Regions from separate parts of the Homo sapiens genome. Here region 1 is linked to region 2. Evidence: chromatin contacts called from ENCODE Hi-C or POLR2A ChIA-PET data. All regions are on one chromosome and are shown on one strand. The core of a region is the stretch at or near the end of the contact, and the rest is flanking DNA. Distances in the headings are between cores, read along the strand shown.

Region 1 (4,040 bases), core at 1,063-3,562, 3.9 Mb after region 2:
TGAGATTTAGCCATGTTGTGTGTACCACTAGGTTGCTTTTTTTTTTCTTTCCATAGTTAACAACTTTATTGACAATTCATCCATTAAAGTATACAACTTGATAGTTTGGGGCATATTCCATTATTAATTTTTAAAATTGTGGTGAAATATATATAACATAAAATTGTTCATTTTAACCATTGTAACCAGTGTACAGTTCAGTGGCATTTGCAATGTTGTGCAAACATTATCACTATTTCCAAAATGTTTTTATCATCCCTCTCCCCCCAGTCCCTCTTCCTCCTCCTACCCTCTTCCCCTCAGCCCCTGATAACCTCTAACCTATTTTCTGCCTTTATGAATTTGCCTATCCTACATATTTGCATAAATAGAATCATACAATATTTGTCTTTTTGTATATGGGTAATATCACTTAGCATGATATGCTCAGTGTTCATCTATATTATAAAATGTATCAGAATTTCCTTTTTTTAAAGGTTGAATAATATTCCATCATATGTATATACCACATTTTGCCTGTCCATTTATCTGTTGATGGACATTTGGGTATTCCATGTTTTCACTACTGTGAATAATGCTGTTAGGAACATGAGTGTACAAATCTTTGTTTCAACCTCTGCTTTAAACTCATTTGGGCATATACCTAGGAGTGGAATTACTGGATCATGTGGCAATTCTATGTTTAGCTTTCTGAGGAACAACCAAGCTATTTTCCACAGTGGCTGCACCACATTAGACTCTGACCAGCAATGCACAAGGGTTTGTTTCTTCACATCCTTACCAAACAAACACTTGTTATTTTTTTATATAGGTGTGTTTTAAATGGTAGCCATCCTGATAGGGGTGAAGTGATTTCTTATTGTGGTTTAGATGAGCATTTCTCATGACTCAGTGACTAATGATGTTGAGCATTTTTTCACAGGCTTATTCAGCATTTGTATGTCTGCATAGGCAAAGTTGCTTTTTCTGCTATCATTACTTCATTGAGAGATAATTTACATACAGTGAAATGCACAACTCTTAAGGGTGTAGTTCAGTGAATTTTCACAAATGAATATGCACATGTAAATGTCACTCAGATTAAGATATGATTCCATTACCCCAGGAAGTTCTCTTGTGCCATTTTCTAATAACCCCCTTCACAATTTTTTATTACCATATACAGTATTAATCTTGCCTGTCCTTGGATTTCATTAAATAGAATCCAGCAGCGTGCACTTTTTGGTGTCTGGCATATTTTGTTCAATGTAATATGCATGAGATCCACTGGCATTGCTGTGTGTATCAGGATTTTGTTCTTCTTTTGTTGCTCAGTAGTATTCCCAAGTTTGATTATAGCAGACTTTGCTTATCTAGTCTCTTGATGAATATTTGGGTTGTTTGCAATTTTGGGATATTATGGATAAAGCTGTCCTGAACATTCTTGTATACATCTTCATGTGGATATAGACTTTAATTTATTTTGAGAGAGTATCCGTGAATGGAGTTGCTGGCTCATAAGGTAGACATGTGTTAAACTTTAATAGAAACTGCCAGTTTCCCAGTGTGGTTCTTCCATTTTACACTCCCACCTGCTGGGAACATGAGAGTTCCACACCCTTGCCAACATTTGGTATTGTCAGTCTTTTTAATTTTAACCATTCTGGTGGGTGTATGGCGGTATCTCATTGTGGGTTTAATTTGCATTTCCCTGTGACTAACGATATCGAGCCCTTTCACATTTGGAAAAGGTTATAATTTAAATTTTGTACATTAAAAAAAAATCAAGTTAGAAGACATTAATGAACACCTGCAGAACAGACATCCCAAAGCCCAGAATGTCATGTGGAAGCCACCGCCCTGACAGCTATGAGTCAGACAGACAGATGTCAGTTTCAGTTACACCTTAAATCACAAATGAGTTGCCAACTCAGTTTAAAAAGAATAGGGTTGGGGGGCATATATTTAAAGAATATTTTGAAAATAGAAGAAAATGTGGCAAGGCTGTCTCCTCCCACACCAGCTCCCACCTGAGAGCCAGATAGTTAGCAGGAAAATCTGATCACGCTGCTTTCTAAGACCCTGCGTGGTTCTCCACCAACTTTGGATGCACTTCAGCCTCCTCAGCCCTCGTGGAAGCCCGTCATGACCCAGAATTCCCCACTCGTCAGCTCCACGCCTTTGCACATGCTTGCCTCCCGCCTGGGACACGGTCCCTCCACCATCCCTGGCGCTGCGGACCTCCCACCATTGCTTGGCTAACGAGGCTCAACCTGGCTGGGTGCCAACTCCTCCCAGCCTGGGCAAGTTGCCAGTCATCTGTGCTCCCACCATCCTCTGGGCCGAGCCTGGCATTCTCATTGTTTACTTCTCTGCCTCCTTCCCCAGACTGAATGTCCTGAGGGGAGGGAGTCGCATTTCAGCAATCTTTGTATTTTGAACACACAGCCAGGGACCAGTAAGCCTGCTGATGGTGAATAAATGCTCATGGGTGATGACGACAGCCAGCTGAAAGCGGTGCAGCCCTCCTCCCTGCGGGGCATGCTCTCCGTGGATGTGCTGGTTTAGTCACACACATTTTAAGTGTGACGACACCTATATATTCCTAAATCTGTAAGACAAAGTACAAGCCACAATATCTCGAGATCTGCCCTTCTCCTTTGACCACTCCACCCCAGCCTATGACAGGGGGCTGCCATTTCCCCCCATGGGGCCAGGGATGACTCTTGGTAGAGCACCCAGGAGCTGGTGCACATGAGAACAAGACCAGTTAGGGGGCATGTGAGGGAGTGCTGTAGGCATCCAGGCCAGGACTAGGTAAGAATTTATTTGGATTTATATATAGCAGAGACTGGGCAAGACAAGAAGGTGGGTGCGTTGCCCCACTGAAAGAAAGCCAATCAAGTAAAAATGAACAAGAACACAAGCTGAGCTCTGTGTCCTGTGTCCCCGAAGGGGTGACTGAGCAACCTCGGTGCCTGGGTGTAGAGATAACACCACCACTGTCCATCCCGGGGCCTCACCCAGGGCGTCAGCGGAGCATGCTCACACTTTAGGTCCTGTAGACAAAAGTAATTGCAGGCTCCCAGCCAGGAGCCTGGGCTGAGGCCTGAGGATCTGCATTTCTAACACGCTCCCAGGGGACGCTGATGCCGCTGGTCCTGGGACTGCACTATGAGTGGCCAAAGTCAAACCTGCGCCTGGCAGAAAACAGTAAATAGGTCGTTTGGCTCAATCATTAGCCAGGTTGTTAATTCTGCATCCATTGGTTTGGGTTGTACTAAATTAGGCCACACTTTTTGTGAGGTGGACCAGTATTTGTGCATGACAGGCCCAATATTTGTGAAAACATTGCCTTGAAAATAGTTGGAGAATTTTATTTCTCATGAATAGAACATGCTGTCGTCTGAGAGCCTGCCTCAGAGCAGCTGGCTGGGAGCCTCCGGAGTGGGAACCGCTTTGGCAGAGTAGGTAAAACATTCAAAAAGGGTTTCAAGTCTTTGAGTCTGAAACGAGTGGACAATGTAGATTCCTTTCATGAAATTGTATGCAGCATTTTGCAAGGAACTTATAAAGCTGATCATAGTCTATAGATCCTGAAGGTCCAATTTGCTTTCCATTGATTGCTTGTCATTTTTTTTTTTTTTTGAGACAGTGTTTCAGTCTGTCACCCAGGTTGGAGTGCAGTGGCATGATCACAGCTCACTGCAGACTTGACCTCCCAAACTCAAGCAATCCTCCTGCCTCAGCCTCTAGAGTAGCTAGGACTACAGGTGTGCACCACCACACCCAGCTACTTTTTGTATATTTTTGTAGAGACGCGGTTTTGCCATGTTGCCCAGGCTGGTCTCGAGCTTCTGAGCTCAAGCCATCCTCCCGTCTCAGCCTCCCAAGGATCTGGGTTTATAGGTGTGAGCCACCGTGCCCGGCCTGATGGTCTATTTATATTCTCCCAACTCTTTCTAGAAAAGGATGGGAGGCAGCTTTCTGTCTTCTGTACAGTTTTCTCACAGCCCGTGAATCCACTTGTGTAGTTAAGCAGGAGACTGGGAAGCTTCATC
Region 2 (3,888 bases), core at 680-3,179:
ATGCATTCTCATTGCTCAGCTCCCCCTTATTACTGAGAACATGCGGTGTTTGGTTTTCTGTTCCTGTGTTAGTTTGCTGAGGATAGTGGCTTCCACCTCCATTCATGTCCCCACAAAGGTCATGATCTCATTCCTTTTTACGGCTGCATAGTATTCTAAGAGTGGCATGAGATGATTTTTAAAATAGTAACATCTTTTTTGTTTTTTAAAAAGGATCACACGAGCAGCTGTGCAGAATGTGGGAAACCAGCTAGAAGGCACTGCTTTAAAATGGACGGGTGGCGGGGAAAGAGGGGTGGAGGGAGGAGGAGGGGTAGCAGTTGGGTTCTGGTTGTTTCGGGCAGTGGAGCCAAGAGGATGTGTTCATTGTGGACAGAGAGAGGAGCCAGGCATGACCAAGGATTTTGGACTGAGCCATTGGAAGCAAACAGCTCCAGAATAACGGCCGTTTGACTTGTGTGTGATTTTCTGTAGTTTACTGAATGCACGTTCTAATCCTTGGTCATGATTTCCACGTGTACAATATGAAGGTATTTGAAAACGTCTGAAACATTCATTTTCATTACTAACCACCACCACTTGCCCCAAAGCCTTTGTATGCAACACACGGACCTTTCCTGTTGGGGCGATGTTTGAAGGGTCAAGTGCTTAGTAATGTCTACTCATCTGTGCTGGAGACGAGGGGGTAGCATTTACAACACGCCTGTACGAAGGCCAGGTCCCGTTCTACTTAAAAGGCTTGGAGCCCGGGCGCCACTGGGCTAAGGCAGCTTCAGGGCCCTGGCCCGGGAGTGCATTTGCGGGGACTCCGCCTGAAGACAGGGCGGCAGCCGCGGGGCCTCACGTCGCCCAGGCTCGCGGGGCACCGCGATGATCAACGACACTGGCGTTTGCTTTGGACCTCACAGGATGTGTGGTTGGCGCTGTATTCCAAACAGTGCCACTGTCAACCCGGCTTCCATCGCGCTCGGGACACCGGGATGGCAAACGGCAGGCTGTGGATGGCGGGCGGTTTCCCACTGACTCCTGCCCGCTCGGTGCAGCTGGAAAAACCGAAGCCGGGGGCCGGACGCGCCGCCCACCAGCCGTTCCTCGGCTAGCACTGCCCATTTTGCCCAGGGAATTAACTTGGAAGTTTTCACTTCACTTTTCGCATAGAAAATCATTTTAAAAAGCAAACCAAACGCCTGTAAGCAGACCCGCTAGGGAGCAGGACTCTGCCGCGTGTCCTTCCCGGCTCCGGAGCGGCGGAGCCAGCCACCCGGCACGGCACGCTGGCCGCTCACCCCGCGAGGTGCAGGGAGCACGTGGGCCGACGCGCGGACCCCAGAGAGCGCAGCGTGACCTGCTGCACGGACCCTCGGATGAGAGACCTGGGGCGGGATCTGCGACCGGGGCCCGCCCTTACGTCAGGAGGGAGGGCCGGCCGGCGGGGGAAGCGCCTGCGGTGGCGTCCGCTGCCCCCGCCCGGCTGCTCGGAAACTTCCACCGGCGGCGGTGACGGCCACGCTGCCCTGCGCACGCGCAGCGCGGCTCAGGCGGCAGCCCGGTGACACCGGCCCTAGCGCGCATGTCTGCACGCCGGGGTCTGCGCGCCGCGGCGGGCCGAGGGCGGCGTGCGGGCCTTCCAGCCGCTGCCTATTCCACCCAACGCCGGCCTAGTCAGTAATGGCTCAACGCCACCGCCTCTCCCTCCAGCCCCTCCCAGTCGCGTAGCTTCTGACGCCGTCCTCACCCCGCCCGCGGCCGACGGGGCCCCAACGCGCAGGCGCGGTAACCACGGCGGCAGTGTCTAGTGAGGATTTGAAATCGGTCGCGCGTGCGCACCGGCGACACGGCCCGGCGACCGAGGCCGCGCTTCCTCCTGCCGCCCCCGTCCCCGCCCCCTCCCCCGCCCCTCATTGGAGCGGACGCGGCGGCGGCCCCCTCCTTCCCCCGCGCTGTCGCCGCCGAGAGTGTCTTTTCACCGCCGCCGCCGCCGCCGCCGCAGGAGCGCCGAGCCAGCGGCGCGAGCGTGACTGAGGGCTAGCCGCACGGGCGGCGGCGCCTCCCGCGGGTCCTTCAGCCGCTCGGCGCCTGGGCCCGCCCCCTCGGCCCCGCCGCCCGCCCTTCTCCGATGGCCTCTCCCCGCGGCCCGAGTGGAACGCCGCCGCCGCCGCGGCCCCCGCGCCCGCCCCGCGCCGCGTGAAGCGGGAGCCCGGAGACCGCAGCCGCCCGCTGGGACGCGCCAAGCGCCGGAGCCGCCCGCCGCGGCCTGCCGGGGCCCATCACCGCCGCCGCCGCCCCACGCCGGAGCCCGACGGGAGCGCGGCTAGAGCAGGAGGCCGGGGCTCGGCCCGCCCGCCGCCGCCGCCGCCGCCGCCGCCACCGGCCCAGGCCCGTCCGTCCGTCCGTGCGCGCGCGGCCGGGCCTCGGGGCGCGGCGGGGGCGGGGCCGCGTCGGGGCGGGCGGGCGCGCGGGCCCCGCGGGGGCGGCGCGTGGATGGATCCGCGCGTGGCCTGGATCCAGCCCGAGCAGAAGGGGCCGGCCAATGCCCTGTGGATGCAGATCTGGGAGACCTCGCAGGGCGTGGGCCGCGGCGGCTCGGGCTTCGCGTCCTATTTCTGCCTCAACTCGCCGGCGCTGGACACGGCGGCCGCGGCGGGGGCGGCCGGGCGGGGCAGTGGCGGCCTGGGCCCCGCGCTGCCCGCCGCGTCGCCCCCGCCGCCCGGCCCCACCGCGCCCGCCGCGCTGCCCCCCGCGCTGCTGACGGCGCTGGGGCCCGCGGCCGAGGGCGCGCGGCGCTTGCACAAGTCGCCGTCGCTGTCGTCCTCGTCGTCGTCCTCCTCGTCCAACGCGGAGTCGGGCACCGAGAGCCCCGGCTGCTCGTCGTCGTCCTCCAGCAGCGCCTCGCTGGGCCGGCCGGGCGGCGGCCGCGGCGGCGCCTTCTTCAACTTCGCCGACGGCGCGCCCAGCGCCCCTGGCACAGCCAACGGGCACCCCGGGCCGCGCGGCCCCGCGCCCGCCGGCTCCCCGTCGCAGCACCAGTTCCACCCGGGTCGCCGGAAACGCGAGAACAAGGCCAGCACCTACGGCCTCAACTACCTGCTGTCCGGCAGCCGCGCGGCCGCTCTCAGCGGAGGGGGCGGCCCCGGGGCCCAGGCGCCGCGGCCCGGCACCCCGTGGAAGAGCCGCGCGTACAGCCCGGGCATCCAGGGGTGAGTGCGCGGGGAGGCCGCGGGGGCGGGGGCGGGGCCCATGGTCCTGGCCGGCGCCCGCGGTGCAGACACCCGTCCCAGGCGCCCGGGCTTTTGGAGGATGGATGTTGAAGGCTAAGGCCAAGGCCCGACTCTGCACTGAAAGTTTTTTTTTTAAACATCAGACTCATTTATCGTGGAGTGACTTGCCCAGATCCTACAAGTAACAGTCCAAGAAAAGGGGCTGCTGGGTAGGACCTGCAGGTATTTGTCTTTTTTACTCTTGAGATTGGAACGGGAAATCGACTCTCTACCCCTCCACCCCGCCTCCGGGCAAGTGAGGAACCCCTTGTCAAAGTGGGGCGTAGATAAGTGTGGAGTTTCACGTAAGTTAAGTTGCAGAATAATTTAGCATTGCCAGGAACTCGAATCACGTCGAAGGTAAATATTAACCTTTTTAATTTCATTTTTTAAAAAAATTTAACTGTCAACTTAGAGGTGATTCATTTTTTGGGGGGTGTTGTGTCCTTTAATTTTGTGCTGCAATTACCATAAGCATCGCCTATGGTTTATAAACATTGGCTTAATTCAAAGAAAAAACCAGATTTGTCATATATGTCTATTCTTTGGAAGGTGCCATTTTTATTTTAAATATTTCTACATCCGCCTAGAGGGAATTAGAGGCTCTACTTAAATTTAGTGCACTTACAGA

What was found. Hi-C counts contacts between places; a loop is a spot of excess contacts on that map. ChIA-PET counts read pairs that join two places held with the same protein, here RNA polymerase II (POLR2A). Pooled maps may share reads with other maps.
Region 1: a loop to region 2 is called in a pooled map, with 3 times the contacts of the local background. The contact joins the enhancer-like site here to the promoter of TENT4A in region 2. A Hi-C loop is called at or near these places in 1 of 168 maps with a recorded cell type or tissue (OCI-LY7) and 2 of 50 pooled maps. POLR2A ChIA-PET finds 5 or more read pairs at or near these places in 1 of 52 experiments (OCI-LY7).

The regions. Positions count from the first base shown.
Region 1 is chr5:10,599,204-10,603,243 of GRCh38, forward strand. All of the region lies in intron 1 of ANKRD33B (ankyrin repeat domain 33B), which reads left to right. Among named protein-coding and RNA genes, the nearest start is that of ANKRD33B, 37 kb to the left of the region's middle. RefSeq lists enhancers at 1,690-1,769, 1,990-2,119. Within about 2 kb of position 2,313, at least 21 of the 41 ENCODE cell types and tissues checked have a DNase peak (open chromatin) inside an H3K27ac peak, as active enhancers do; they include OCI-LY7, where a contact is called at or near this core.
Region 2 is chr5:6,711,503-6,715,390 of GRCh38, forward strand. It overlaps TENT4A (terminal nucleotidyltransferase 4A), which reads left to right and starts at 1,930. Exons shown (of 13, transcript NM_006999.6): 1 at 1,930-3,197. The coding sequence starts at 2,482. RefSeq lists an enhancer at 1,019-1,078 and silencers at 1,249-1,688, 1,799-2,168, 2,469-2,538, 2,909-3,298.